Linked DNA regions of Homo sapiens: all the other regions are linked to region 1. A link is a loop called in an ENCODE intact Hi-C map of the cell type or tissue named here. Cell type or tissue: heart right ventricle. All regions are shown on one strand. Each heading gives the region's core, and the rest is flanking DNA. Links, peaks and the distances in the headings are about the cores only.

Region 1 (7,606 bases), core at 940-5,939:
CCCAGTTGCTCAGGAGGCTGAGATGAGAGGATTGTTTGAATCCAGGAGGTGGAGGCAGAGGTTGCAGTGAGCCGTAATAGTGCCATTGGACTCCAGCCTGGGCGACAGAGTGAAACCTTGTCTCAGAAAAAAAAAAAAAAAGAAACACTAGATGAGGGAGCCTTGTGTTTTCAAATAGGGTCAAGCAAGATGTAAAGGAAGTTCAGGAGCAGGATGTTTGGACATGTCAGGGGAGAAGAGTTCTAGGCAGTGGGAACTGTAAGTGCAAAGGGCAAGAGGCAGGAGTGTGCTTGGTATATGTGAAGGGTAGTGAGGAGTGTCAGGGAGGGAGCTGTAGAAGAGGGGATGTGGAGGTGTGGTATGAACATACCATATGGAGCTTTAGAGGCCTGGTGAGACTCTTCTTCAATTTTTTATAAGACAAAATTTCAAACATACACTGAAGTACAGAGAATAGTATAATGAACCCCTTATTTGCCTATTACCCAAGTTTAATAAATAGTAACCAAAGCCACTTTAATTTTATATACTCTTACTCTCCCTCCCCAGATCATTTGGAAGCAAACTCTATATGTATTACTTCATATGTAAATATTTTTGTATGTGTCTATGAAAGGGAATTAAAGGTGATCATGGTCCAATATTATACTTTAAAATGATTGGCTAGTTTTATCAGATATCCAAACCATGTGTGTATATATATGCACACAAGTATATACATATACTCAATATATATTTCAGGCTGAAGTGTGTACATACACAATATCATGCTGATTATTTCCTAAATGCCTGATTATGTGTGTGTTTGTTTATAGTTTTATTAGTTTGATATCAGGACCCATTAAAAAGTTCATATATTACAATTAGTTGATATGTCTTTTAAGGTTTTTTTTTTTGTTTGTTTGTTTGTTTTTTGGTAAAGACAGGGTCTTGCTATGTTGTCCATGCTGGTCTCGAGCTCCTGGCCTTAAGTAATCCTCCCACCTCAGCCTCCCAACATGCTGGAATTACAGGCATGAGCCACTGTGCCTGGCCTTCTTTTAAACTTTGGGTTCCCTTTCCATCTTCCCCCTCCCCCATTAAAATTTTAAGAAACCAGGTCATTTGTTCTGACTTTCGTATCTAGCTTTTGCTGATCACGTCTCTGTGATATTGTTTAACACATTCCCTTGTCTCTAACCTGTAACTTGATATTTCGATGTAGAGGCTTAGTTGTATCCAGGGGTGCTGGAGTCTTTTTGGTAAGACTACTTCATGTGTGTTGTCTTGAGAAGTTCACAACGTCCAGGGTTTCTCTCTTTGTGATGTCAGCAGTCACTGATGATCATGGCTTAGATTCCCTGGGGTTCTTTAGAGTCTACAAAATTTTGATATTTTACGACCGCAGTTCCCCCTTTATTCACCAATTGGAATGCATCTATAAAGTGAATGATTTCCCCATCTGTGAGGTGTAACTCATAGGGAATGCAGGGGATGTGCTTGATTCTTCCCCTGTATCAGTTTTCAAGATTACTGCAGCAGTTCTCTAGCATCCCCTCAAGGTGACGTAATTTTCTCTTCTTGAACTCGTGACTTTAAACATTTGATGTGTTGTAATACATTACCATTGTTGTTCCTATTGATGCTTGATTATCCCATATGGGGCCAAATGTCCTAAATTTGTGGCTTTTACTCACAGGGAAGCTGTTGGAGGATTTTGAACAGAAGAGTGACACATTCTGAAAGAGATCACTCTGGAGTTTATGTGGTCACCAAGGTGTAGAGGGTACCAGGGAGGAAGTAGACCATTTAGGAATAATCTAGCCAAGATACAATGTATTTTGGGTCAATGTATTTTGACATTAGGTGGAAAGAATGGTGGCATTCTGGATATTTTACATTGAAAGGAGGCTTATTTTGGAGTTTTGGAGGGCAGGATGGTGAGTTTTCTTTTGGGTATGTTAAATTAGGGGTAGTAAAAGGAAACTGAAGTGAAAATGTATTGTAGTCCATTGGCTATATGGAACTGAAGTTTACTTCAGAAGATCTGTGTGTAGAAGGCTATTGAATAATATTCTAATGTGTTTCCTGAGATGAAGGTCTACTTTAAAAGTTAAAGAATTTGTGGATTTCGCTTTATTTTTTGTTATAGGGTGGTAACTGATTTTTTTCTTTTCTTTGTTTATCATAATCTGGCTGTGACACCCATGCTTTCGAACTTTCCCCGACCAACTTTCCTAAGGAAAGTTGAGGCCTCTTTTTTGTGTTCCATTATATCTTGTTTGTTTGTTTGAGATGGAGTCTTGCTGTGTTGCCCAGGCTGGTCTCAAAACTGCTGGACTCAAACCGTCTTCCCGCCTCAACCTTCTGAGTAGCTGGGATCCATTATATCTTTTTAGTATTTCCTTTTGTGATGCTTTTTTCTACTAAATTACAATTACTTTTTACATCTCTAGCTGCCTCTCTGTGGAGTCAGTGACTATATTTCAAGTATGGATTTGTTACCTCCAAAGGATAAGAGGATTGGTTGGTTCTGTGAGCTCACACTGAGAGATAAGCTGGTACCTAGTTAACAATGGGCATTAACAAATGCCCCAGAGCAAGTTGATAGTTAAGGATGTAGAAAAGAGTTCTGAGAGTATCCTATAAACCTCCACTGGCCCATATGCACCTTTGTGGAGTTAGAAACAGGTAGCCCTCCAGAAGGGCACAGAGCTGAGGGAGACTTCGTGAAAATGAGAAAAATGGAGTGGAAGCAGCCCAGAGCCAGGTGCAGGCATAAAACCATGGAAAGCAGACCAGATGTTGGTTCCTACTTCCCTCCTTGCCCAGGGCACAACCTGAACAGCTACCTGTGGCATCCCTGCTTAGGCAGACCTCTGGGATAAGAGTAAATTTACAGACCAGGATCTAATCCTATTATAGCCGCCAACTGTGTGCCCTCAGTTTCTTCATCTGTAAAAAGACAGAGTTTGACTTCATAGCCTTTGAAATATAACTGCTTGAATATACTTGCTATTTTACCGCAGTTTGGCTCTGTCTCTCTCTCTCTCTTTGTGTGTGTGTGTATGTGTGAAAGAGAAAGAGAGAGAGAGAAAGAGAGAGAAAGAGAAAGAGATGCCTTGTAGTACTTGAAAATTAGAATTCTTGATAAAATAAAGCTCTAATTTGTTCTAGTGTTTCTTTTCAACAAACCAGGGGTTGCCAAGTTTTAAAACATTTTAAAATGCATTAGAGGAAGTGAGTCAGTTACGTTCTTCATACACTACAATGGAAGTACACTTAGTTCCAAGTTATGAATGCTGTGAAAAATTAGGTTCTTTTAATAAATACAAGATGAAACTTTCAGGCTTTCAAAATTCATGTTCTTTCTTTCCCTCCTTATTCATATTAGATTGCTTTTGTAAAGTATACAGCACTGCGATCTTAAAAATGAGCTTTTCGAAAATAAAAATCCAAGTGCCTATCTCTTGCATTTCCAGTTGGTAGTTTCCTATCATCGGGTTTGCCTGTTCACACAAGTCTTTGCGGCACAACGGAGTCTGACTTCCCCCAAATTAATGCAGTTAGTTTATTCCTCGTTCTGATGATTGCCATATATAGAGAAAGATCTAATTATTTTTATGTGGCACTATTCCTCATTTATTTCTTGGGGACTATGAGTGATTTAGTTAACTCCACCAAGGGAAGTGTAAGATGAGCCTCCTCAGGGTGGCTGAATTCTATTCGAGAGCATCACAGGGAGGTGGGGAATAGTTGACGTGTGCTGAGATAAACTCTTTTACAAGTATGACACTGTTGCTTTATTTTTTTGCCCCAGTCTGCAGGGTGAAAAGGACTTTTCATTTCACTGAGGTGAAAAGTGGGTCTGTGAGTAGAGCGACTTTCTTTAAAAAAAAAAAAAAAAATCAGAAACCAATTACTTGATATGCAGAGCTGCAAGCCTCGTTCCTTTAACAAAATCAGTGCAGTGTGCACTGCCGTTAACCTGAGGAAAGCAGCTGACATCTCTTGATTACGGCTAGAGGTGGAAGGACCCAAACTTGCAGCCTCCCCCTCCCCCTCGAGAGAGTGTTAGTCCAGTCCTTTAGAGAGGTTCGGTTTGGCTCTCTGTCATCACCGGGACGCTGGCAGGGAGTGTGTGTCATGGTTACAATAGAGTGTGCTAACATATAACAACCATGAAAGCCCAGCGGGAAAGGCTACAGATTCCGGGGCTGACCTTGGAGTAAGTATTGTCTGTCTTTAATATTTTAATGCTTTCTGCATGGCACTCGCTTTCTGGCGACCAATAGCTATTTAGCATTTGTTTGTACTGACAGCCTCAGAGCACTGCAGTGTGAGGTGGAGGAACATGTCTTAAATGCATGGCATTTGGTTTCAGCTAATGTGGACACCCAGACCAGCATTTTGCATTGCAGTCAGAGGAAAAGCATTGCTGCATATTTAAAGTTACTAAACCCCAGTTCTGGAAACATCTTAACAGCTCATTGTGAAAGAATGTATCAGTAGGCCATGGTGTATCTGTCTTTTTCTCCTTCTCTCTTACTGTTTGTTTATCCCTATGTTGCCTTTTTCTAAAGAAAGGCCTCTGTCTGCATTGAATAATAGAAGACATTACAATGGATTAGAGTGCAAGAGAAGGGTTATTTGTGACGTTCATTAGATGTGATCCATGTTTTATCTGTGCAACAGAATATTAATGAACTGTGGTACATTTAGAATCCTCTCTGCAGAATCTCCAGCCACTGCATGCAATGTGTTTACCTAGTTGAGCTGTGTGTTTGCTTAGCTGTTTTTTTTTTTAACCCATTAACTCATCTGACTGCCTTGTGATGTGATGTAGCTACATGAACATGTCCACATCTAATTTGTGGCGCAGAAGTTAGACATCTGTGATGCAGGAAGTGTCAGCAAATTTTTATTTTAAATCTGTTAGTCAAAGATGCAGAAGCTGTGAGTTAGTCTGTGCTGTCACACTTAAAATAATAAACAGTAAAATATAAATCCGGTAGACAAACATAAATATCCCTCTTTCTAACTTACAGCACAGATATAAAATTACATTTCAGTGAATTCTGTACAGTCCCAATAATCTCATACTGGACTGTCTGCAGAAAGAGACTGCAGAATGAGAACTGTGCTTGGTTCTGAGGATTTATTATTCCTCTTGAATTTTGTAGATGCATCATACAAGAGAAATTATTTCCTTAATTAATAAAAGCATGACATTCTGAAGTGAATACTTTTCTAATCAGTCCTTGCTCTAAAATTGTGCCCTGATTTTATACTAATGAGGGACTCACTTACAAAAAGTTAGAGGGCTCTCACAACCTTCTTGCTAGCTGTGACATTCTTCATATTAGAGGTACGAATAGTATTTACCCATTGCCCTAACATTTCTCCCATCTCCACCCCCACCCTAACATTCAACTCTCACCATCTGTGTGGAATATTTTAGTGGCATGCACTCATTCTTCTACTTAACCCTCCTCTCTCTAGCTGGAAATGCATAACTAAGCCATAGCTCTGTGTTTAAAACCCAGGGGCATTAACCTCCCGCTTTGCTTTTGCCTCTGTTTTTTGTTGTGCTGTTTCCTGGTTGTTTTCTTTGGACTTAGTAGATATCATTTCACATTAGGCTTTTTCTTTCTTTCCTCTTCTTCCTTTACTTTTTTTCTTTCTTTTCTCAATCTTGTCTACATTAAGAGGAGACACTTCAAAGTAACTTTTTAAAAATATGAACTCAGCTGTGTCAAACATTCCATTTTATGATTAGAAGGACTGAATTATGCCACGAGTTTTATGACCTTGCCAGCGTCGACACAGGACATAACAGTCAGCTAAACACAGGGGATCTTTGGATGTTGTTTTGGTATCAGGCCACGCCCCCTCCTTCTATCCTCTTATCTTGGTAAATATTACTGTGCATTTAAAATAGGTAATTCTGTTTGCCTAGGGAGCGTGAGAGTGGAATAGAGAATCACTCTTAAATATCATTGTAGTATTAGTATGTGATTTACTTTGAACATTTTGTTTACCTTGAAATGCAAAATTACTCTAAAATGGACATAGCTAACTTTACATTCACTCATGGAGAAAGCTAATTCTGCAGTCTTTGAGTAAATTCAACTTCTAGCCACTGCAGAGGAATGTTATAATGGAAAGTCTTATCACAGATTCTATTAAAAGCAGATTTAATGTATATAAATTTAATTATCTGGGAATCTTACAGTCTTAACTCACACAGCAAATGTGTAGAACAGCTTTTGAATGTTCATCAGACATTACTGTTTTTCTTTCAGAAGAGTTTATTCCATAAGCACTGCAGCTGTGGAGTATTATATGAGCCTATTTTATGCTCTGTAGATGCAATCTAGAATTTTCCATTGGATTTATCAGTAAACACAGGGCAGTTTCTGATTCCTGTTTCAGATATTGAAATCTTAGGTGTGAGACATCAAATATATATTTCAGAAATTAATAAGTTGTTAATTTATACAGAAATTTATGATGCCTAAATAGCCTATGCCTGGCTTTCCAGTTTCTGAGAAAGGTAGATTTTTTTGTTTTTTCTTTTTTCATTGTAAGTATAGAATTGGGTACATAGACACTTCGTAGCACTCATCATGTGTGTTTCCGCATAGAGACTGGGAATGGTGTTAGTGCCTATGCATGCCGATTTTAGGACAGGAAGGAATAGATAAGACTGTACATAGACAAAATGATGGACATATCAGGGGACATTCCTGAGAGCTTTCCAATGAGCTGCTAAGTTAGAGTACAGCATGTTTAAGAGCAGCAGCTTTTGAATATGCTCTGAGTGTATAAGGAAAATAATTCCTTACTAATTACAAGTGCTGGTACCAAATCAGAGAATGGTCTTAGAAGATATAAAACTTTACTCTGTTGAAACATTATATTTTTTAATTAGAGCATTTGAGCAATAATTTAATATTTTAGTTTAAGACAAATACAGCCAAGTCTCAATTATCCATATAATGGGAGACAAGGATGGCATTTAGGATTTGCAAACCATAGTAAGCCCAAATCTGATTTTAGCCATCATTGCCAACCCTCTGTGCCAATGAAGAGCACAACCAGCTTGAATCAACCAAAATGCAGCTCTGTTTCAAGACCTCATTCTCTGAGATAGGAAAACATGATACAGTGTAGAGCCATCGTCCAGCGGAGAGGCAAAATAACATTCTTTAAGAAACTCTCTGCACTAGCCAGGCACGGTGGTGCATGCCCATAGTTCTTGCTACTCAGGATGCTGAGATGGAAAGCTCTCTTGAGCCCAGCAGTTCAAGTTCGGCCTGGGAGGCATATGGAGACACCATCTGTAAAAAAGTAAAAAGGCAGCCATGGTGGCTTACGCCTGTAATCCCAGCACTTCGAGAGGCTGAAGCAGGAGAATCACTTGAGCCCAGGAGTTTGAGATCAGGCTGAGCAACATCTTGAAACCCCATCTCTACAAAAAATACAAAAATTAGCCAGGTATGGTTGTGTGTGCTTATAGTCCTGGCTACTTGGGAGGCCAAGGTGGGAGGATCACTTTGAGCCCAGGAGGTGGAGGCTGCAGTAAGCCACTACACTCCAGCCTGGGTGACTAGAGTGAAACCTT
Region 2 (7,606 bases), core at 1,324-6,323, 140 kb before region 1:
GATGAACAAGTAAGTAGCCAGTTAATATGGCCAAAAGCATGAATAGGAGTGCCACCAAAGCATCTGTTGCCCTGAGAAGTGGTGTGTCTGGGCTGCCTGCCTTCTTCTCCAGTGTAGCCAGCATTGGGCCTACTGACAACAGTTCTGGAAGGGCTGCTACCCACTCCTCTCTGCAATTCTTTCTGCCTTCCCTGCACCATCATAGGCTTTACTGACTGTCATAGGGTATTGGCCATATGTAGAGATTTTGATCCATACTTGTGGCTGAACTTGAGCAGAGAGGGGAGGTAGCAAAGTGAGATGGGAAAGTGTCTGCTGAGTCTCCAGAGGACTTCCCTGTGAAAGCAGAAGTTATGATAATGCTGCTATCACTTTGCAGAATGACCACATCCTTTCCCTCTATTCTTCTAAGTGGGGACTGTTTGCAGGAAAAACATCACTAGGGGCTTTTCAGGCAATGGCTTTCGGGAATAGAGCAGGGCCAGGCACGCACAGGAACCGGGCAGAGACTTGGAGGATCTGCCAGGCAGAAGTGGCTCATGTTGGCCTCTCCTGTGCGGCCACCTGGGCTCCCTCACAGTTGGCCTCTGAGCACTGCAGAGAGAGATGTCAGTAACGCTCTGCTGCCTCTCAGCTCTGCTGCTGAGGAATCCTAGGCTGGCTGTGGCCAGGAATAAACGGCTTATGGCCACATGTAGCTTGATTGTTTGCAAATTAGTGAAGGTAATATATTACTCTGCAACAGCACTCTGCTTTTTGTTTTTAATGACACCATTTTTGGGTAGGAGGGAAAAATAAAAAGCAGCCTATATTCATGAAAAAAATACCTAAAGGACAGACTCATCTAAACACGTTAGAACTTTAACTGAGAAAATGATCCAGGAAAGGTTGGGAAATAGGTTCTTGGTCTCTCTACCCAGCCCCCTTCTTTGCCACTTTTCTTTGTTTTTATTCAAATAAATTGGATGCATTTCCGAGCTGGGGAAAGCCTCGGAGTATTTCTGATGTCTTGATAGAACATATAATACATTCTGGGTAGGTTAACATCTGTTATCTTAAGCTTTTTAGTAGTCAGTCATGTCAAGAAAGTCTAATCTGGTGAACATCTTGATTTAGCCATCTGTTGGGTCCTAGTGCACTCACATGTAAAGGGAGCAAATGGGCAATGAAAATGAGTTTGACCTGTTACTCTCAAACGATGAAGGCATTGCACACTCTAAATAATGGTACCTGTCAGGTTTTTGGATGCTTTCCTCAGAAAAGAGAAAAGATATTTAAAAGATAGTTGCAAATGCAGTAGGGGTGGGTAGAGAACCTGGTGACTTTAGGAATCAATACTGGAATTGTGTACCTAGGCTGTAATTTATCAAAACATCTCCAAGTATTTTACAGGGGAGTACGTGAGTGCCCTAATTTTACAAATGAAGCAGTTGATGGCTGTAAACTGCTTCTTAGCCATGGTCTAGGGCTGTGTTTGGGTCGGGAGGGAGAGAACCGCAAACAACATGATGCAAGGCTGGCGCGGGCTAGTTGGATAATGGTGAAATCTTATGCATTAGAAGGCTATCGATAAGTCTCATTACCACACAGCCATTGGGTACAGAGCTGACCGCTGAGCCACACCAGACCAGGAAGTATGCCAAGGAAACAATCAATAGAAGATATATTACTGAAAATTAATATTCTGCTGCTGAATTATTTTTATCGATTTAGGGATTGTGAAAATGGCCTTAGATAGTTTTATGAACAAAAAGCCTTTGTATTTCTTGAGTAGAAGACCAAAATAACAGAGGAAATCCCATCGCTAACACAAAACCTTGAAACATGGCCCAGGAAACAGAACACTTATCGTCTGTCCTCAGGAGAGCCCCTGCCTATGTTCACTTAGAGAGGTGGGTTATCTTGCAGAGCCACACGGGTACAGCTTCATTGCCATGGTCAAATCTTGGCTCCGATAGAACCTGTGTTGAGGAAATAATCAGAAGAAACATTAATAGCGTAATCTACAAAGCGGAAAAATAGAAATGCTTGCATCGTGTGAAGTGGGTCAGACGGTTGAATTAGGGAGTTGTAGGGCTGAGGGTGAATGTGTGGATTTTGCACATTTGGTAGTAAAAGGCTGTGGTTTGCTTAGATGGACAGCTCTTCTGCATTGCCCTTGGTACGTAGTAATGCTGTGTGCTGCGGGGCGCTGTCAGTGGGTTTTGGGAGCTGGTGCTCTTGACAATGTGTTGTTACCTGCTCCTGCTCCCTTCCGTTCACATCTTCCCTATTCTCTCCTTTTCCTTCTGAAGTCACCACCTCTCTTGCAGTTTAGAAGTGTATTATTTATGGGAAATAAAAAGTTAGTGCTGATAAGAAGCAGCATCACTGGGGCTCAGTTTGCGCATCATTAAAATGGAGCATTTGAAACACATGGTTTCCAGCTCCGAAGTGGAATGTTTCTAGGATTCAGCTAAGACTGACCATTCTTATGGAAGCATTTCCTGGAAAGTGTTAATGAGAATGCTGTTGCATTCCAAGAGCTTTGAGGAAATCTAATTCCTGACAAAAAATATTCTTAGGAAATCTTGCTCAATATATAGTTATTAACTTTTTATCACTTTGTGGGGAGCTTTTCATCTCAAGACTTTTCTATTAAATTGAAAAAATTGTGTTTGGGATGCATTTTCACAAAATATGTATCGCAATTATAGAGGAATGTTCACATTTGCTGATTCTGGGTATAAGCATGTTTATTCTTCCAACTTTACTGGAGGTTTGAAAAATTTTAAACTAAAATATTGGAGAGTAAAACCAGACAAGTGTATTTTTCCCTCCTTCAAGGAAACTAAGACAAATGAAAGGAAACAGTTTATTAACTGAGTTTTCCACAGTCATACAAGAGTGTAGTGGAAGAACCAGAAAGAGATTCCAGCTGTTCAGTTGCCTTTCTTGTACTTTTCGGCCATCTCTGCTCCCTTAGGAAAGGCAGATGCAGGAGAATTTCCTCCAGGTGCAGCTTCTGAACAGAATATCTCTGAGTCTTGCAACATTGCCATGTATTTTTACTTATAAATTATCCAAATGGGAAAAGCAGAAGATTGGTACTTAAGTGTCAGTTTTATAAAACTGCTAATTACATGGCATTGAGTAGATATTTCACCTAATGAGAAGAAATAGGTGGTTTAACTCTGAACCTGGAATTTTTATTTCTGACAGCTTGAAACAGAAAAATGAGTCCATGGGAAGTAGTAGTTAGTTGTGAAAGAAGGAATGTTAGATGCAAATCTAGTAGTTTGATGGGGAGACAAAATAAGAATTGCATGCTGCACTCTTACATTGCTTTCAGAATTGTTTTGTTGGAAGGTTACTGGGAACATGAGATAGTGTGATAAGGTCTTTAATTATCCTACTTGTCTGTCATCTCTGGAAAGTCAGGAGAGAGGAGTTGAACACTTTCTGCTTCACCTGATCCGGGGGACCTGATCCGGGGGACCTGTGTGGGTTAAGAGGAGGATGGGCCTCCAGGGGCCACTTCTCAGGAGCAGACAGTGCTGTTCTGTTCCTTCTCTCTCCCCTGGGACCTTAGGGAAGGAGATATTTTTCAGTTTTGTGATGTTACCTGGCCTAGTAACAAATTATGAAATCAGAATAACCTGTTTATGATCAACATGTACTTCAAACATTTGGAAAAATAAAGAATTGCTCACTGTGCCTCCTCAGTGCTAGGGAGCTCTTGGATGCTGGGTCATCAACGTGGGAGGGAGGTGATCACTTTCATTATGGCCTCGGGCAAGCATTTTCCTGTTGTGGGGCTTTTTTTACCTTTGGCTACCTCCCTTGCGCCTAATCAAGTATGAGGAGCAGCCACAGATATGTAAAAGAGGCCAGCAGTCCCTTCTGGCTCATTCAGAGCATCACCTTCTAGAGCACCTTTGATGGGACAGGCTCCGCATTTCTCATTAGATGATCCTCTGAAATATATTTCTTCTGATCTTCATCTCCAGAGACAAGGTGAAATGCACTGATGAAGGTGGTAGTTTGTCCACTAGGTGGCACATCAGCAAATCTCCTTTGCAAGGGATGGAGGTAAAAATACTGGGGATTTTTAAAAAGATGTATCTGTCAAGCATGTGAGATAAAGGTATGCCCTACGTGCAAGGTGATTTGCTAAGTCAACTGGGGGAAGAAAACATTCTAATTCTCTCATTGTAACAAAATTGCCAGGAAGAACTTTTTAAATGCTAATAGACTTGTTGAAATTAAAAAGCTTTATGATGCATCCTAGAGATTTTTTTTTTCCCCACAAAAGTTGGGCTGCAGATCACTGCTGCAAGTAAGAGAATGCTGTTAATCTTGCTAGCATTCTGAGTATATAAAATAACGTATGGAAGATGTTTAGACATCCTAGGTTTATATATTTGAATTATGTTCTGAAAATGGTGCATACTTGAGCTAGAGGGATTCCTACCAGTAACTTTTTAAAAAATTAGTGGAACATGTTAGGTATAACTTACATTTGAAGGAATAGACTTCATGTTGCTAGAATGCATTATCAGTAATTCTTATTGCATGCACAACTAAACATAGCTAAATGAATAACTCCATGCTGAGCACATATTAGTTATGATTTTTATACCAAAATGTTTAAAAATACTTCTTTAGAAGCATATAAAGGAAGCGACATTTCTATTTCTTAATCCAAGTATCCCTTCTGAAAACTGAGCAGTAAAATTAGTAACATATTCCCCCCTTATCTGAGGCTTGACTTTCTGTGGTTTAAATGGGTGAATACAGTACAGTATTTTGACAGATTACATTCACATGACTTTTATTACAGCATAGTTATAATTGTGCTATTTTATTCTTGTTAATCTCTTACTGTACCTAATTTATAAACTTTATCATACGTATGTATATATTTTAATAGAAAAAAAACAGTATATATGGGGCTTGGTACTATCTGTGGTTTCGGGCATTCACCAGGCATCCTGGAACTTATCCCTGGAGTGTAAGGGGAGACTGCTTTCCTTGTATTTCAGAAGACAAATAACGTTTTTAAAAAATTCTTCTTTCTGGTAAAGCATTCAGATTTTATTTTATTTTTCCCCCTAAAGAAACTGGTATTATTTATGATGGCTTAGGGTATTGCTTTACAAATAAGAATCAGATTTAATTTATTAGGTTTGTCTGTAGGTAAAACAGGATACATACATCCTTTTGAATCCAGTTTTCTTTAGAGGACAGTTGAAGTGTACAATTAACAGGCTCCTCACAAACGTCCTTACCTGCTGTCCCAGAGGAGAGTGGTGACAGGTTTTCAGGGTTGTCAGGTAAAGTATGGAATCATCACCAGGGTTCAGGTGGCATTAGAGAAACCTCAAGGAGGAAAAGGAGGAGGAACCTGTTAGCTTTTAATAATTGAGTCATGTAATGTCTTCAGTAAAGCCAGGATAGACAGGACTTATCCAGTTCACTGAACTTCAATTTTAGAGGAAGATTGAGGAAAAGTGCCCTGCCATTCCATGCAAATGCTAGTCTTTGGTGAAAAGAGATTAAAAATATTATCTTATGGCATGCTTGTCTAACCCGCAGCCCAGGACAGCTTTGAATGCAGCCTAACACAAATTTGTAAACTTTCTTGAAACATTATGAGATTTTTTTTTGTGATTCTTTTTTTTTTAAGCTCATCAGCTATTGTTAGTGTTCATGTATTTTTTGTGTGGTCCAAGACAATTCTTCTTCCGATGTGGCTTAGGGAAGCCAAAAGACTGGGCACCCCTGTTCACGGCCACAGGAATCAGTGCTTCCTTTCCCTCTGTTTCTAATCAATCACCTCTCTCATCCCCTCACCTTTCCTCAAGTTTTATAATCATTTATGATAAATATTACAGGAACATAGTAGGAAAGTCTTTTAGGTATTTGAGCTGTTTTATGTAAGAGTGTAGTAAGCAGAAGGAAATTATACTCTGCGAACCTGGAAAGAGAAAGGGACAGAATTTGTGGGGTCTGGTTTTGTAGATCTGTACAGGTATCAAAGTCCAGGATGGTTTGAGGTTGGAGAGAATGGCTGCCTTTAGGAGCCAGGCCCACTGTACCCCGGCTGCCATCACACTGCATTTTCAGCTCCATTACCCATGTTTGCCTTTGCACATGCGGCTCTCTGGGCTTGGCATTCTTCCCCCAGCTCCCCATCCATCCTCTACCCCACTTAGAATTTCTGCTTCCATTAGACTTGGGATTTCTAAACTTGTCTGCACTTTGGGATCACCTGGGGTGACTTCAGAAACTACTTACTTCCAGAGATTGTGATTTAATTGGCCTGTTTGTGGCCTTAGTTTTTTTGAAATTTATAAAAGACCCTCCAGTGATTCTAATGTGCAGATAAATTTGAGAACTACTGTTTTGGACTCTGTTCACCTCGTCTCTCAAACCTACCCTTACCCTCTACCCACCCTTCTGAGTTATTCCCTTCCTCGGTGCTTCTGCCCCACCAGCACCTGGAGTATCTTGTCCTGGGTCTCCACTTATCTCCTTGTATTTTATTTGTTTATCCATGTGTCTTGCGACCCCATGACTGCATTCTGGTGGGACTGAGCCTTTTTCCTCTGTCTATTCTTAACATCCATCATAATGCCTGATTCATAGTAGATATTTAGTGATTGGCTTTTGAATCAAGGGGATAAAACAAAATAGTAATACAATGATTTAAACAAATCGATTCATGTACTTCTGACTCAGGGCATTTTTATTGCCCAGGTAGATAGTTCTCCTTTACTTGAAAAACCATTGACTCCCTAATCTCCTGTCATTGCTTAAAGCAATGATAAGTATATAAAATTAAAGAAGAATATGTTCTGTTGTGTGGTATTAGCTTGAGTCACAAAAGCCAGCTTTAGATAAGGGGACAAAGAGGGCTAAGCCTATGTTCAATAAAGCTCAAGGAAGTGAGAGTAAAGTGCTGTCAATTTCTAACAAAATAATTCCCCATTGCCTTACTTAAAGAATATTAATTTATCTAATTGATGATAATCTGGTCAATTTATTATAGCATTAAAAATGCAAATCAGTTAATATACCAAAATATTCATTGTCGTGCCTGAGAATTTTTAAATTTTATTTTATTTTATTAGGTGATAATGGGAGGCATAATTGTGAATGTTTGATTCTGGCAAAATACAATTAGTTTCTGTGAAACACATTGTGCATTAATGATATCATTAAGATTAATGAATATAAATGAATGAGCTGGGGATTTCAAACAGAACAGAGGGACTTTATATCAGTGTATAAAACTTGAGATAGATTGTCTTGATTTTTAAGGATAATGTGCTAGAGCCCCTATTAAATTCTTATATAAGCTAGAGAGAAAATAAATCCAAGAAGTTAAATCAACTTCCAGAAGGATCAAACTTCTTAAACGTCTACTGTCATTTTTTGGAAGAGTGCTGTAAATGGATTTTGGTAAAAGAAAGCCATCCTTAAATTTTACTTTAAGAGCTATTTTAAAGACAACATTTAATAGTAGTTTCCAGGTCCTGTATACATAAGAGTGCATGTACATTTTGGTTATAAATCATTGCTCATTTAAATTAGATATGACTTTAGGGTGTTCTTGTATCTT
Region 3 (7,606 bases), core at 1,480-6,479, 130 kb before region 1:
CATTTTGACAGTGTGTCCTCGAAATGTCTTCTGATAGTACTTCCAACTAGCTTACACGATTGGTCACAGAAAAGATACTTCTGGGCTCTCTACCTGTTTTGTTTTGTTCTCCTGATGACCCGATTTGTGTTTCAAGGGGAAAACTGGTTTGTCCTCCCACCACCCCCCCCAATCCCCCGTCTCTTTCTCTGTAGTGGGAATTTGTTGCCCTCCTCTAGACCCTAGTTTTTCTAGAAGGACCAGCACAATGAAGATTGTAGTCCTCAGAGTAGAAGTGTATATGAGTACACCATGCTTGGCTTTTGCTTTTAAAAATTGAGCTTCTTGGGTCAAGATTTTTTCCAAAATCTGTCAGGACTTCCTTTTGCCTCTGTGGGCAGATAGCAATGACACTGTAAGCTGGTAAATATATTCGGAGCTGCTGCCAAGGCTTTGTCTAAAACAACTCTTGACATTCAGGGAACTTTCTGTGCTCCTCTCTCAGGAGGGTGACTTGAGATAGAAAGCAGGCAACAATTGTCGTTCCCTTCGTTTTCACTGAAGAGCCAGATTTTCTCTTTGCAGGAACAGATTAAAGTGCAGGTGAGCCTGTGAAGGTTGGGGGTCTGTTCTCCACCAGCATTACAGATTGCCAAAAGATAGAACAAGGCTGGCCCTTTCTCCTCTCTTAAGTGGCTTTTGTTTCTTTTATTTTTGTCCTTTGATTTAAACAAAAAACGTAGTTTTAAAAATCTTTTTTAAAAATTCATTTGTGCTAGAATTCGTTGATACACTTTGACTTGAAGAATGACCAGTTTTTGTGCTGTATTTTGCTTTAGAGATGATATTACTCCTCCACATATAAGCGAGAGCTAAAAACTCTCTGGGGTTTTCTTCCTTAAGTGGTATCAAATCAACATGCCTAAGTGGAAAAACACCCTGACACCCTTCTCTGCTGGGGTGGCATTTCTTGACAGGCTCCTCTTTGTATGTCTGGAGATATATGCAAAGACCGTTTGGGAACATAAAATGCAATCAATTTTCCTCAGTGGTTAGATTCATAAATCCCTGAGCTATTTTTAATGACATAATCTAATCAATTGAGAGCAAGCGTATTAGTGTGTTGACAGACAGAAAGAGATGGAAAACCAGTGGAATAGCAGGTGAATGGGTAGGGAACCACTAGACACTTCCTTCCCCTCTCCCACATTTAAACATCACTAGATAACTGGGTTAAGTAAAATCCAGGAGTTAGTGATTTAAAAAAATGTTTATACCTGTCTTCCTAACTTTCAAGAAAAATAATTATTCTAATGGATAGAGTGAAAGAGGTCGTTCTTAGACAAAGTACAGTTGGTCCTTGTATCTCTCTCAGGATCAAACTATTCTCTCAATTTAAATATCTTTAGAATAGACACCAAGGAGGAATAATTTATTATGAATTGGTAGTGTCGTATGTTGTTACTCCTGTGCCATGCCAGTAATGAAAACTTAATATTCATCTCTTGGTTGCTTTCAATTGAGATAAGATGAGGATGAACGGAGTAAACAAGCTGAGACAGACTGTGAAATTGCACGATGGGAATTTTTTCTTTAGCTGCTTATACACTATACATAGGTTAAATATTCCAACTAATGATGGCTCTTAGAATCCCCTCCACCCAACCTTTTTACATTTTGGTCAGGTATCAGCAGAACTAAGTTATTATCATGAGGGAAATTAAACTGTTTCTGTCTTTGAGCTAGTAGGAACTGAAGGGCAGGTATTTATGTAAATGAATGGGCTTTCATGCTGGGAGGTGTAAAGGGTTTGGTGGCTGGAGAGCAGCTGCCCTGAGCCCTCCGTTTTCAGGTTTGCAGGCAGCATGTGTGTTCTGCTACATTTTTGTTTTCTTTGATGCCTTTGGAAGAGATGAGCGCCAGGCATAGTGGTGCTGCTTGGCTGACCAGCTGTGCCCTAGTTTTTCACCATCCCAGTCAGCGGCTGCCTTTTACAGAGGTGTCTGTCACCGCTGATTTACTTAGCCACTGTGACCTTATAGTTGCTTCAGATGGGGCTTGACCCAAAGCTACTGCCGAAAGCCATTTAGTGGTCTCCTGAAATGCCACAGCCAGCATTCTGAAGAAGAGAAAACAAGGATCTCACGATTTCCTGTCTAATAGCAAGAGCCTCCTCCACCTGGATAAATGCATTAGGTGTCTGAGCCCACTTGCTGCTCTCTCCCACCGAACTGCAAGCATCCGTGATCTCCGAAGTTGCTGGAGTGAATAACTAAGCTGGACCAGCTGACTCCGGGCTCCAATCAGCTAGAGCGTGATGTAAGTGTTTAGCAGCTGCCGGGCTCTGAATTAGCGTGCTGAAGTAGAGGTAGTACAGCATGGCTAGACTGTTGTGAGAGGCTCAGAGAAAGCAGAGGGTGAGATGGATGAGTCCAGCATTCTAAGACGAAGAGGGCTCCAGGTAGGAGACTGCTCCATTCTTGACATGTAGCATTGTCAGTGGCCAGCCATTGAGGATTTCAAAGTTCCCTTGTCATTCCTTTACTGGGCACGAATATGTGCATAATTCTTAGTATCTACATGGCAACGCTATACGGAGTTTCTGGTTACAGGTATGACACATCACAGGGTTCAGTGAGGAAGCTGCTTTTGTCAGAGACAATAGATATGACTTTTAGTTTGACACTTTGGTGGTTTGTTTTTCTACTGGTTATTCAAGAATAGTTAAATTGTGGCTGGCAGTGACAGCTGATGCACTGATCTGGCATGCCGTCAAGTGTCTGGGAAGTCTGTCGAGGGGTAGCAACTCCTTTCAATTCTGGGAACGCAGGACTCAGTTTTGTGTCGGGATCAACCTCCGCTCGGCGGCATCTGTCTGATCGCCTTGCAGTTGTGTGCAGCTGCTGGGAATTTTCCCCGTCAGTGAAATGAAAGTTTTTGCTGGCAGCTCAAAGTTTGCTGTAATTTGTTTATGTTGAGATGAGAAAAGATATGTAACTCACTGCCTTGCTTTTTTGTACCCAAGTTTCTCTGATGAAATTACTCTGACTTTATTGTACAAATACATTCTGAGTTAAAACTTGGCAAATCAGAAAACTTGGAAAAAACAACAACAACAAAACATCTGCTTGGCAGTTTATAAGTTTAAGGAAGCCAGAACATAAGTATGTTCAACATTAGTATGGTTAACTCCTGCATAACTCTTTGTCCTGTATATAAGTGATATTTTTCTTTGTGAAAGAATCTAATCATTAGCCATTGTTAAACTCTTATATATTATTTTGATATTAAAAAAAATGCTTGGAATACAGAATATACAGCACATTTAGAAATGTTTCCTTAATATTAAGTCTTTGAATTTCAGCTGGTCTAGCTGTCTGCTTTTTGTTCTAAGTATCAATTATTAATACTAATATTCATATTACTATAATATTAATATAGGCAACGAAAGGATTATTTGCAGCTAAACAAAAGAGGGATTAGAGAAGTTGGGGTTACATACCATCTATTGTTCAAACCTAAGTAAACAGACTACCTCCTTAATGAATTTCAGTGTGGTCATTGTTTTTGAATGCACAGTGTGGTTAGTCACTGCTGTGGATTTCCTTTTCTTTGTTTTCATCACCTCTATAAAGTTCTGGTAATGCACAGCTGTTTGTGTCCACGTCCTCTTTGGGGTCAGTTGTTAAATATGGAAAGGCTCTTTGTTAAAAAGATGATTAACTCTGTTAAACTCTGAATAGTTCAGATTATTAGTGACTGGATAGTAATTCTTCTGTGAGTTTTCTCTTTCCTTTAATTCATTTTAAATGATCTGAAAATGTTTTTCAGAAGAAATTCCTTTTTTAAGTTTTTGTTATTTCTGTAATATGTCTGTTATCACAACTTCAGAGGAGATAGTTGAAGCATATAGTGCTTGTGAGGGGCATGGTTTTCATGGGCCTTTAATTTTAGAAATAAAGGAATCATTATTTTTCATTAATTAAAATAATGGAGCTATTTTCTATTTAAAATATTTGCTACAAAACAAAGGAATACTTGCTAATATATTATTAGAGTGCTAGGTTTTTATTGTACTTAATATACTTTTTCTACACCTGCCGTCCTCTGTATAATGGATAAGGAATATTTTCTCTTCTGGATGAGATAAGTCTTCATGCTGTGAAAAATAACAACATAAAAGTGCTTGAAAGTTCTGCCACTTCATGGTTACAACTTTACTGTGGCTTAATACAAAACCTATTTTGCTTTTACTCCCATTGCATCTAACATTTAAAGAAAGACATTACATAGAGTAGCTGTTTTTAGAAATTCCACTGTAGGGAAACTATTTACAGAATACACACTTTATGTATTTGTATTACCACACATGTCACTGTAGAGTTCATAAGAGTAACGCCACCTAGTGAATTTAAGAATAAAATTAATTTACAAATATAGATAGCTATGTGGAACATTTGAACCTGCCAATGAGGTATACCTGTGTTAGTAAAGCTAGGCTGAAACCTGCATATCTCTATTCCTGGCTCCAATCCTGTGTTGTGAGGTAATCCTGACACACCCTCTTGGTGTCTGTGTATTATTCTGTAAAATGCATACTGTAATATATGACTTTTGAGTGTACTAAATAAGTAGATGGGTAGAGTTGAGTTCTTTAAAGTTAAGGGTCATATAATAAATGTACTAGCATCTAGGAGGAACCCAATAAATATTGTTGAAAACCAAGGGATGATTTCTATTCTCTATAACATTCCATATCATTGCTTATGAAATGAACTTGTTGTATTTATACACCATGTTTGTTGTCTGAATTTGTCCTTAAGTTAGAACAGTTATCAGTAAACCTAGTAAACATTTATTTACAGGGATCATTATGACAGGCTAATATAGGGGAGTTTACATTATTTTTAAAAGCATCTGTGCATTGAATAGATACATAGTATGTGAGACAAACCAGCTCTTTAACTTAAAGCCCAGTGTCAAAAATCTGGAGTATACACTATTCTAATTCTCAAATCTAATTTTACAATAATGTATTATGTGTTTAGTATAAAATGATGCAGTATGTATTTAGGACCAATTTTAAAAAGTTCAGTACCTCTAGTTTTTAAAACACGAGACTATTAGTGGTGTTTTTAAAATTTGGACTTTGAAAAATTATTTTCAGTCAGAACATATAATTTCTCAAATCATGACAAGCTCATAAAATGGCAGCACAACTGAGTTGTTCATCTTAAGTGACTGCACTTTTCCATCTTTTCTATGGACTGTATTCATATTTCCAGTACTACTGATAGCACTTCAATCACTGCCTTTGAAATGAGAATGAGAGAAAGCAGCCCCAGTGGTTTCTAGTGTTAGAATCTAGAAAACTTTTCAGATTGCATCTCAAAACATAGGAAATTCTGATGGATGGATGGGCTTGGGCCGACCTTGTACTTTGGGCAATTTGAATTTCTAGACAGGTCTAATTCATCAAGGGATAACTGGTTCCTTTTGGGCCTAATATTCCTCATACGTGGATCATATTTTTTAACTGTCAGGGAAATTAATTGTTTCAGTGATTTCTGTTATATGTTTCTCTTTATTTGTTTTAATGAAAGTATCCCTATCCCTAATGTGATAGATCCTAAGGCTGGAGAACAATGAACAATAGGCATCGTAAGGCAGGCATGACTTACTAAAAGAGAGGGGCATCCCAGAGCGGCTGACGATGCCTTTCCTGCCATCCTCTGGTGCTTTGCTCTGCCTGGCATCATCTTCTCATGATCACCTCCCCACACACGCCCCCCAATTAAATATTACCATTTCCATCCACTTCCAGACTCTCACGTGCAGCTAGAATGTGAAAAAATGTTTTCCCCAAATTTCCTCTATGATGCAGTTAAACATCAACGAAAAGCAATGAAATGTTTATTGTTTAGACTTCTAGATCTGTGAGTGTGTTTAGGTTTTTTTTTGTTTGGTTTGCTTCTCTTTCTTCTAAACCCGACTGCACACCCCCCACCCCTGTCCCCTGCCCTTCCCACCTTATTTAAAACAACAACAAAAAGATAACATTCTTACGCTGGCCTAGGCTCTGATTTTCCGCTGGCCTTGGTCTAGAATTCAATTTTAGGAAGCAAAATAGCAGATAGATTCTTATGTTCTAACTGAGCATCAATCTGCCTCTGTCTCATGGTGCATGAATGTATATTCAAGTCACAATGTCTCAATGTTTCTTCTGTCTCAACCTTAATATAATTATGGGTATGTTTACACTTTACCTGAAATTCAATAGTAGGATCATTACATGGGAGTATTACTCTGTCTATATTCATTTGAAGACTCTGACTGGCTATAGGGAAGAAGTCTAGTTGGAAGATTATAATAGAAACATTTATGATAATATTAATTCATCTTTGGGATAAAGCACTTTTGTTCTTCAGCAATTCCAGAAAGACATTGAGACTTCTTTGGGACAGGAAGTATCCAGATGGCAAATGAACTTTTTGCAGTTGTGGGTCCTTAGTTTATTAGACAAATCAATGCCATATCCGAGTGGTGTTTCTTACCCATTGGAGGAGTTCAATTTCTGCCTCTGAAATAGATATAGTACTGTAGTTTCTATTTCCTGATCCTTAGGGGATAAAAATGGCATGTCCTCAAAATCTTGTGTTCAGAAAAAATTCTATTTTATACTCTAAGAGTGGATTTTAACTGTAAAATAAACAAATTTGTTTACTAGCTCCTCTTTTGCACCTTTTGGCTCTCTGGTGTAATTGTTAATAAACCACAACGTTGTCATCTCTGTATTTTGGTCAGTGAAACAGCAATTCTCCAAGTCATTCTAGTTCCCACCTTTGATTTCTCCATCTCTTGACTCCTGTCACCAAACCCTGTCAATTCTACCATCAAAGTATGTCTAGAGGCTAGGCCTAACTTCTTGCACACCTGGATTTTGGAAATGTCTGGTACCCCACTGAACCCAGACCCATCTCCTATTCATCCTGCTTTTTAGCCCAGAGTCCATATCACTGCCCTGGTGTAAGATCCTCCTATGACTTTTCCTGATCTACTCCAGGGTAGGCTAAAAATGCATACTGTGAGTTTAGCCACAGTCTTGCTTTCAGGTCTCATCTCTAAATCTTTGCCTTCCAGATTCCTGTTTCATAACCTGTTCTCCCAGTGTTTGGAACCTCCAAACTGCATGTATCCCGTTTACCTACAATATCCTTTCTTTATTTTGCACACATTCTTCTGCTTATTAGAGATTAATGTGAATTTTAATTTTCATGAAATTTTCTATATTCACTGCATTCTGTTCTGAACTTGCTAATAGTCATGATTTTATTTGTTTGCAATCTAATCCTATAACATGCATTATTTTAAATAATTTAAAATTATTTCATGTAGGAGTATGTTACACTGAAACTATAAAACCATTGAGGATTACTGGTTTTGGAGTCAGATATGTGTTCAGTGACATTGAATAGCTCTGTAACTTGTGTTAAGTTTCTTGACCACTCTGAATCTCCCATGTCCACGTCTGTAAAATGGAGATAACTAAATGAGGCATTTAAAGATTGAAGGAGATTACAAATCTTTTAGCACAGTGCCTGGCACATTGTACTTAGTTAATCTTAGC
Region 4 (7,606 bases), core at 1,815-6,814, 67 kb before region 1:
ATAACATTCACCAGCCTTTATGATGCCAGAGTTGTGTTGATGTCTGGTGTGTATTTGGATACACTGTTCCAAAGCTAATTTGCAAAGTTTATTTAGTACTAGCATTAGCTAGGAATGTACTTAGCTGCAGGTAACAGAAAACCCAACTAATAGTAGGTTAAATAAATAGAGATTTATCTTTCTCATATAAAAATATTTGTTGGTAGAATGTCCAGGGCTGGCGCCATATGGAAACAGCATCATCAAGGGCCCTGGCTACTTTTGTCTTTGCTTGTCTGTTTTTAATATGAGGACCCTGACCTTGGGCAAATCGTGACATAACTTTCCTAATACTCAATTTCCCCATCTGAAAAAATACTGAACATTCTTCCTATAGTTGCAGGATAGTGGTAAGGCTTACATGAAATCCTGTGTGAGAAAATGTCCCTTTCAAGAATAAAGTTGATTTTTAACACTGCAATGGCAGCCACAGCTGTACTAGTTTTCACAGTGGTGATGGGTAGGGGAGGGTGTGAAATAGGAAGCAGAGAATCTTACCTTAACCCATGGTCTTCATTCTCGAAGTTCTCAATTCCTGCATACTTCCAGATGATGTTATTTAAAATAGTACATTGGGCTGGGCGCGGTGGCTCACGCCTGTAATCCCAGCACTTTGGGAGGCCGAGGCGGGCAGATCACAAGGTCAGGAGATCGAGACCATCCTGGCTAACATGGTGAAACCCCGTCTCTACTAAAAAAAAAAATAAAAATAAAATAGTACATTGGAGAAAATACTTTAAAAAAACTGTACCCTGTAACAAATAGAATCTTTACTTATTAAGTGATATATATCTTCTATAAGCTAATTGTTTATTCTGTGACCTCTTTACAATAAATTTCGGTACCATTAGAGGCTTAAGTTTACATTATTGATTATTTGAATATGTGTGTCATTAATCTTCCATCGTGCTCATACATTTTATATGTATATTTTAAGTGTTGTTTTTGCATTTAGATGGAGAGGAATGGCCAGAAGAAAGTAGACTTGTGGGTATTAGCTTCATATAGCAGTTCAAGAGGTCCCTTGAGCTGATTTGCCAGTAAATTTCTACACTAAAATAGGCTTTCAGAATAGGGACTGCTAGATAAACCACAAGGTGTCTGTAGTAAATAAAAATGATTAATCTCAGCAGAGTAAATTCAGTATCACTTTTCAAATAGTCTCATCCAATTCTGTCTCCTGGTTCTATAAAAAGCCTTTTTCTTTTGGTATTAAGGTTGTCTGTAATTTTAATAGAACACTTGAATTATTATCTGATTTTAAAAAATTGGTTCATAAAAGAATATTGATTCTTCAAATTAGGGGCAGTTGAAATGTACATTTATTAGCAAACTCGTCCCCTGATGGGTCCTGGAAAGCCCTGTCAAGAAAACTCATCTTAAATCTATGTGAGAGACACAATTCTTAATGATTGGCTGTGGATTGGACAGTGAGGTTGGTGTGGAAATGCAAGTGAACTGAAAAGTGAAAGTAGAAATCTGTTAAGCAGGGTTCTTTCTAGTTGCTGAGTTTTTATTCCACATCATTGATATTCACTTCTTTCCCAGGGCATTTTCCTGGATAATGAGAAGACTCTAAAATCAAATAAAGCTTTTGAACATTGAAGATGTTTGCCACTGTTCCGTTGAAGAATCCTATAGATTTATAGTGATTCTAAAAGGTGTCTTATATCCACTATATTAACTAGCTTTTTAGAAGCTTATGAACATTGTAGCTTTTATTGATTCTAGGGAATTGGACCCAACAATAAGCAATAAAAGTCGATGGTAACTTTCTTCCCATATAGGGTTGTGCAGATCAATACTTCGAATTTACTGTAATTTGCTGGTAATGGATGGAAGAACTGAAAAAATTGTGGAGCCTTGTGGGGCACAGCTGTGCGGTGTTGCCTTTTTATCTAAGCTCACTGTAGGTCACAGGCTTTCCCAAGTAACAAGAAACATAGTTAAGTGGCAGGGCTGATACGCATATTTATCAAGAGCCTTCATAAATCATTCTAGGAAAAAAAGGAAATCACAAAAGTTGTCCACAATGACTTTAATTTTATAGAGATCCTGAAGGATCTCTAAATTTGCACTATCCTAAAGGCAATTAAAATTCTAAATATGTAGCTAGCATTGGTGTTTGATCTCCTTCTGCTAAAGTAATTTTCTTACTGATTAATAGCAGGGTGTGTGATTTCACTGAAGTCTAATTTGCTTCGAATTTTCAAATGTATTCACAGCCCTTTGCCCAGGTTCAGTATTTAGAGGTGGAGAAGATGTGTGGGTCACATACCCTTGCTCTTTTATTGAGTCGGTGCTGTCTCTTTACCGTAGCTCTGTAGTTGTGCCCTAGATTCCTTCTTCTAATTCAAGCAGTGCACTTAAATAGTCATAGCTAACACGAAGGGTGCTCTTAGGTTTGGGAGCTGTGCCACATGCAGGACATGTGTTAGCATTAATCTTCTCAACACCCCATAAGATAAGCTGTATTATTTTCATTTTGTAATTTTGGAAATTGAATCTTAGGGAAGTTAAAGTTTATGAAGGATGCTTCCTGGCATTGGCTTGGATTAGAATATGGGTATGTCTGAATCCTGATCCTATTTGTTTAATCACTATGAAACATACAATTGACTTAAATAAGGATTGTTTTAAGCTATGAGTTCAATTGATCTAATATGAGTTTTATATTTTAGCTTCTTTTTTTTATGAAGGACTGTGCCTTCTCTAATTTGATCAAAACTAGTTTCTTTAATTTTAAAAACGACGCAGAAACTTTTGCTTGAAAGAGAGAGTTCTTTTGTTCTTTGAGAACAAAGTGAGCACACAAAGTACAATATGACTGTGGGCTGGAAGCTATTAACCTTGATATAATAAATGCACTTCAGTTAGTATATAATAAACAATAAACTAGAGCTGTTATTCATGTAACTGTTGGCTACTACTCAGCAAAACCCTGCAGAGAAGCATGTAAACTTTGACTTAGGAGACATATTCCTCCTAGGTCATACTGACTTGAAAGACAATATGTGTACAAATGTCTGATTCTCAAGCTCGATTTTGACATCAAGGGTATAATGTGTTAGGAAGCATCAAAACCCATAATAATTGACTAGAAAGGAAGCTTGTTTCATTTGTCCGTTTACTTGAGGTTAGCTGATTATTTGACTTGTTACGCTTCTTCTGCTTTAAAAGGTCTGTGTTAAAAGTAACATATTCACAGGGCTTTGGTTCACATAAAATCAGAGTCTCTAAAAAGTGTGAAATTTGCTTAGAAAGAGTTGCCAAGATCTGTGTTGTGTCTCTCCTAAGAGTAATTGACAGTGTGTTACCAACTATGAATGCAGCCTGATAGCCTACAGGAGGGGTCTGTGGTGCAAAAGTATCAAGTCATTACTTGGTGATGAAAAATAATTAACATACTCTGGACTTGGGCAGATGTGGATTCAAAGACAAGCTAAGCCTTCTACCAGCTCTATGACCTTGTGTGAGTTACTTAGCCTGTGTGTGCCTCAGTTCTCTCATCTCTAAAATGAGAATAATAGTGAAGTTTAAATAAGATAATGTATGTCACTGTGCAGTAAATGTGAGATGCCATTATTAAGGTAGTGAAGGTAGATGAGCTTAGTAAAGAAAGACAGTTCCCACTATTTGTGTAAAAAATTTAAAGTGGAAAAGGTGGTTGTCATGAATGATGTTTAACTTTTCATCTAAGCAAAATCTGGGATTTTATTTTACAGTTTGTCTCATATTCCTGCTCATCAGGGACTCGCTGGTGTAACTTAAATCGTTTGCCATCTTTTCATCCACTTTCAGATTTGCATTTTGCTTAACTTCCGAAAGGCCCTCAGTGCTTTTAGACAGTCTTTTCTCCTCATCTCTGAATGGTACCCTGTCCTGAGCTCCACCACAACTATTCTAAATCAGCCCAGGAGTTAAGCATTTCCTCTCAACTCCTGTGGATCCTGTACACACATTTCTCTCCTGACTCTGCCCCTCCTCCTCCTCCTCACTGCCTCTTCCTTGTTCCTGGCCCTCAGCCATGCTTCCTGGATAATTAAAGAAGTGTCCTAACTTCTCTCCCATGTTGCCCTCCCAGAGCCATGTGACACCCTAATGCCAGAGTAATCTTTTTTAACATGTTGATTAGGCCATCTTATTCCCCTCTTTAAAATGTTCCATGAGCTCACCATTCCCTATAAGATAAAGGCAGCCACTTCCAAAACCCTTCTATGATGTGGCCCTGTCCCTGCCTCCATACTCCTGTCCTGCTGATTTTTCCTTCCTGATCTCTGTTCCAGCCATGTTGTTTCCTGAGTGTGTTCTGTTTCACTCCACCCTACCTGACTACGTCTGTTCTCTCTTCTGGAATTCCCCTTTCTCACCTACTCCCAAGGCTGCCAGGCTAATTCCCAGACATTGCAAAAGAAAGACCAGGCTCAAGTATTGTGTCACTTAGGAATTTTTGAATTGCAAAGACTAGAAAACACAAGTTAAACTGGTTTAAACAATAAAGAGACTCGATTGGCTCATGTACCAGAGAAGTCCAAATACACGCAAGGGTAGATGTATTGTTTCAGAGATTTCACCCAAGACCCAGGTTCTACCAGGCTTTCTTGTCTGCTACCTGTGACACCTATTCTTGTGGCTGCCATTAGTTTTGTAGGTTTAATGCTACTTCTTTCTCGTTAGCTCTCTCGGACAAGGGAGGAAGTTCTTTCCCAGAAGCCCTGAGCAAACATCATTTTGCATCTTATGCATCATTATGCATCATTTTGCATTTGCTCAGGTTGAGTCACATGTCATCTTTAAACCAATTACTTTGATGAAAGCAGTGAGTTTTGTCATTAGTTTAATTGGAGCTTATCCTTGAGATTGAAGGTAGTATCAGTTCCACTGTATTTTGTTAGCATGAATAACAAGAAACATTGGGGAAGAAACAGTCCTGACCCTCCTCAGAGAAACTGATCACCCTCCTCCCTTTTGTATTACTGCATACTTTGAAAAGACCTCTATTCCAGGCCTTTTCACACTGTATTTTACAGTGAGTAAAGTCCTTTCTCCCCAGTGTCTGGCACAGCACCAGCCATATCCACCTTTACTAAAAAGTATGTGATTGAATAAAGGAAACCCATTTTGTTGGCTTTAATCCCCACATGTGCCCTTGCCTTTGCCCTTGGTAGAAGACTTTTGCCTTCTGTATTACTGAAATTACAGAACTTCAAGTGAATTGCTTCAGTTTTACTTTGCTTATCTTTGAAAAGTGCCTGTTTTCACCTGTTCCTTTCTTCCTCGTTAGGGGAAAGAGTGCCCTCTTTATTATCAGTACCAGCCCTCCCTGCTCGTGTATTTATTCAAACCTCTCCTTTCAGTTGCTCACATCACCACTGTCTCCCACTCTCTGACATTGCCGTGGTGGAGTATAGGGGAAAAAATTGGAACTGGATGACATAGGTTCATTTGATTCCACTATCTCATGGCTTTGCAACTCTGGTCAATTGCTGATCTCCTCTGGGCTTTCCATGGGAAGACTTGTGTGTCCTGTCCAGGCAGCCAGCTGATTTTGTGATGAAGCTTATAGACGCAGTTTATGATAAAATCTTAATAAACCACACTAGACAGTCATATCATGACTCGGAGACTTTGTCTGTATAAAGGGCTTATGAGAACTGATACCACAGTCTTGTTCATTTAGCTTTATGGCAGAAAAAGCCAACTTGGAAAGAAAGGAATAAGGTAGCTAATTTCTTTATTTTTCAAAGAAAGTGAGTGTTGTGGTTTTGATCAAATAAAATTTACATATAAACCCAGCAAGCATTTTGTTTTAGCCTTTTGTGGTTTATTTTGTTTTTGTTTTGTTTTGTTTTGTTTTTGATGTTGTTTTTTTAAGACAGAGTCTTGCTCTTTAGCCCAGGCTGGAGTGCTGTGGTGCCATCTTGGCTCACTGCAACCTCCGCCTTCTGGGTTCAAGCGATTCTCCTGCCTCAGCCTCCTGAGTAGCTGGGACCACAGGCACGTGCCACCACGCCCAGCTAATTTTTTTTTTTGTGTGTGTGTGTGTGTCTTTTTTTTGGTAGAGACGGGTTTCACCGTTTTGGCCAGGCTGGTCTCGAACTCCTGACCTCAAGTGATCCACACGTCTCGGCCTCCCAAAATCCTGAGAGATTATAGGCATGAGCCACTGTGCCTGGCTGGTTTATTTTGCTTAACTTGACTAGCACAAATAAATATATGAAAGTGCATTATGATTATAGATACAAAAAGAAAATTAAATAAAATCTGTAAAAAGAGAAAGATAATTTAGGATTCTCCATCCATCTCACATTTCCCACAAGGATTTTACTGTTATTTTACAGGCTGTGTGGTTTGACTGTTCAGGCATTTCTATAGGGATCTCCCTACTGGTTTTCCAGCTTGACTACTGTCTTCATTTAGGAAAGCATGTATTTATGAGCAACTTACTGGATTTTTCAATTGTTGTTAGAATGTAGACCATTTTTGCCTTCTGATGATTTACAGCCAAGCCCTGTGTAAGATCTGGTTCTATGGTATGAACTTTTTTGTCCTCTGCTTCTGCCTTTACAAGTGACTCTCAGAAATGCAGACCAGAAAAATGGCACCCAAAGCGTTTCTTTAGGAGATCCTATCCCTGGATGAGCCTGTACACCCAGCTAATTTTAAGCTTTGTCAAGTAGTGAGAACTCCATTTTGAGTACCTTTCCTTGCCTCACACTGCTTCCCACTTGCAAAGGAAATATCTAAAAACCTGAAACTTTACCTCTGTAATGACAGCCTAGAAAATTAATATTCCCTAAAGAGGAAAACAATCCAAAGGCAAATGGTTTATGCAAACCAATAGTCCTTAGGGGGACTTAAAAGTGCCAACCTCTAATAAACAACATACACAAACCACTTTCTCTCTAGATCTCTAGGGGTGGGGCTCAGGCGTTAGTATTTTTAAAAACTCCCTGGGTGACATTAATGTGTTGCCAGGCTTCAGAATCACTGCTTGAGCTGAATTATCTCATTCCTTTTTATTTTCTCTCCTCTGTTAGCATTTACACATTCAAGTAATACTGCATAATCTTGCACCTGGTGATAACTCTTTTGTTTTATATGCGTGTATGTATGTTGCCCCAGCTAGCTTTTAAATGTGTTTTGTTTTTCCTCATGTATCCCTAAAAGCACCTGATATACTGCCTTACACATCTTGGCTTCTTTGAACTCTTTTCCTAAATTAATTGTTAGTGCAGAGTACTTGCAGTAACTCAGTCATAGGATGAGGCCACCAATGACTAATGAAAGAAAGATGATGATGGGGAAGTGCATGAACTTGAAATTCATTGGTGTCAGGAAAATGGTGAGGGAATGGTGTGTACTGGACATTGCCACTCTGTTTCTATGTGGGGTTTGGGAGTGGTGGTGCAGAAGGCAAGTTGCTCAACTTCCAAATTCCCTTTGTTTTTTGGAGGAACTCCCAAAGTGTGGATCTTGGTAGACTTGGCCCTACCTCCCACTATACTAGTGAGGGAGCCAATATTCCTTTTTCCTGCCCACTTGGAAGCTGGGGCAGAGACCCAGG

What was found. A loop is a pair of places that touch in the nucleus more often than their neighbours do. Peaks named below come from ENCODE experiments on the same cell type or tissue, not always from the same donor. Only the 100,000 strongest peaks of a DNase experiment are listed, where the experiment ranks them.
Region 2: it touches region 1 in a loop (2.1-fold over the local background); 12 of 110 quality-filtered maps call a loop at or near these places.
Region 3: it touches region 1 in a loop (2.7-fold over the local background); 14 of 110 quality-filtered maps call a loop at or near these places.
Region 4: a loop joins it to region 1, with 2.4 times the contacts of the local background. A loop is called at or near these places in 4 of 110 quality-filtered maps.

Annotation. Positions count from the first base shown.
Region 1 is chr5:66,955,088-66,962,693 of GRCh38, forward strand. The region is part of intron 4 of MAST4 (microtubule associated serine/threonine kinase family member 4); the gene reads left to right. Among named protein-coding and RNA genes, the nearest start is that of MAST4-AS1, 45 kb to the right of the region's middle. In heart right ventricle, for the core only: no CTCF peak of the experiment used is centred there; a DNase peak (open chromatin) is centred at 4,064; H3K4me3 peaks cover 3,125 bases; H3K27ac peaks cover 3,389 bases.
Region 2 is chr5:66,810,574-66,818,179 of GRCh38, forward strand. The region is part of intron 3 of MAST4 (microtubule associated serine/threonine kinase family member 4); the gene reads left to right. Among named protein-coding and RNA genes, the nearest start is that of MAST4-AS1, 190 kb to the right of the region's middle. In heart right ventricle, for the core only: a CTCF peak has its summit at 4,023 (motif pointing right); no DNase peak of the experiment used is centred there.
Region 3 is chr5:66,826,443-66,834,048 of GRCh38, forward strand. The region is part of intron 3 of MAST4 (microtubule associated serine/threonine kinase family member 4); the gene reads left to right. Among named protein-coding and RNA genes, the nearest start is that of MAST4-AS1, 170 kb to the right of the region's middle. RefSeq lists an enhancer at 3,289-3,790. In heart right ventricle, for the core only: a CTCF peak has its summit at 4,373 (motif pointing left); DNase peaks (open chromatin) are centred at 2,279 and 2,783; H3K4me3 peaks cover 2,978 bases; H3K27ac peaks cover 3,172 bases.
Region 4 is chr5:66,887,313-66,894,918 of GRCh38, forward strand. All of the region lies in intron 3 of MAST4 (microtubule associated serine/threonine kinase family member 4), which reads left to right. Among named protein-coding and RNA genes, the nearest start is that of MAST4-AS1, 110 kb to the right of the region's middle. In heart right ventricle, for the core only: no CTCF peak of the experiment used is centred there; a DNase peak (open chromatin) is centred at 4,079; H3K4me3 peaks cover 471 bases; H3K27ac peaks cover 3,158 bases.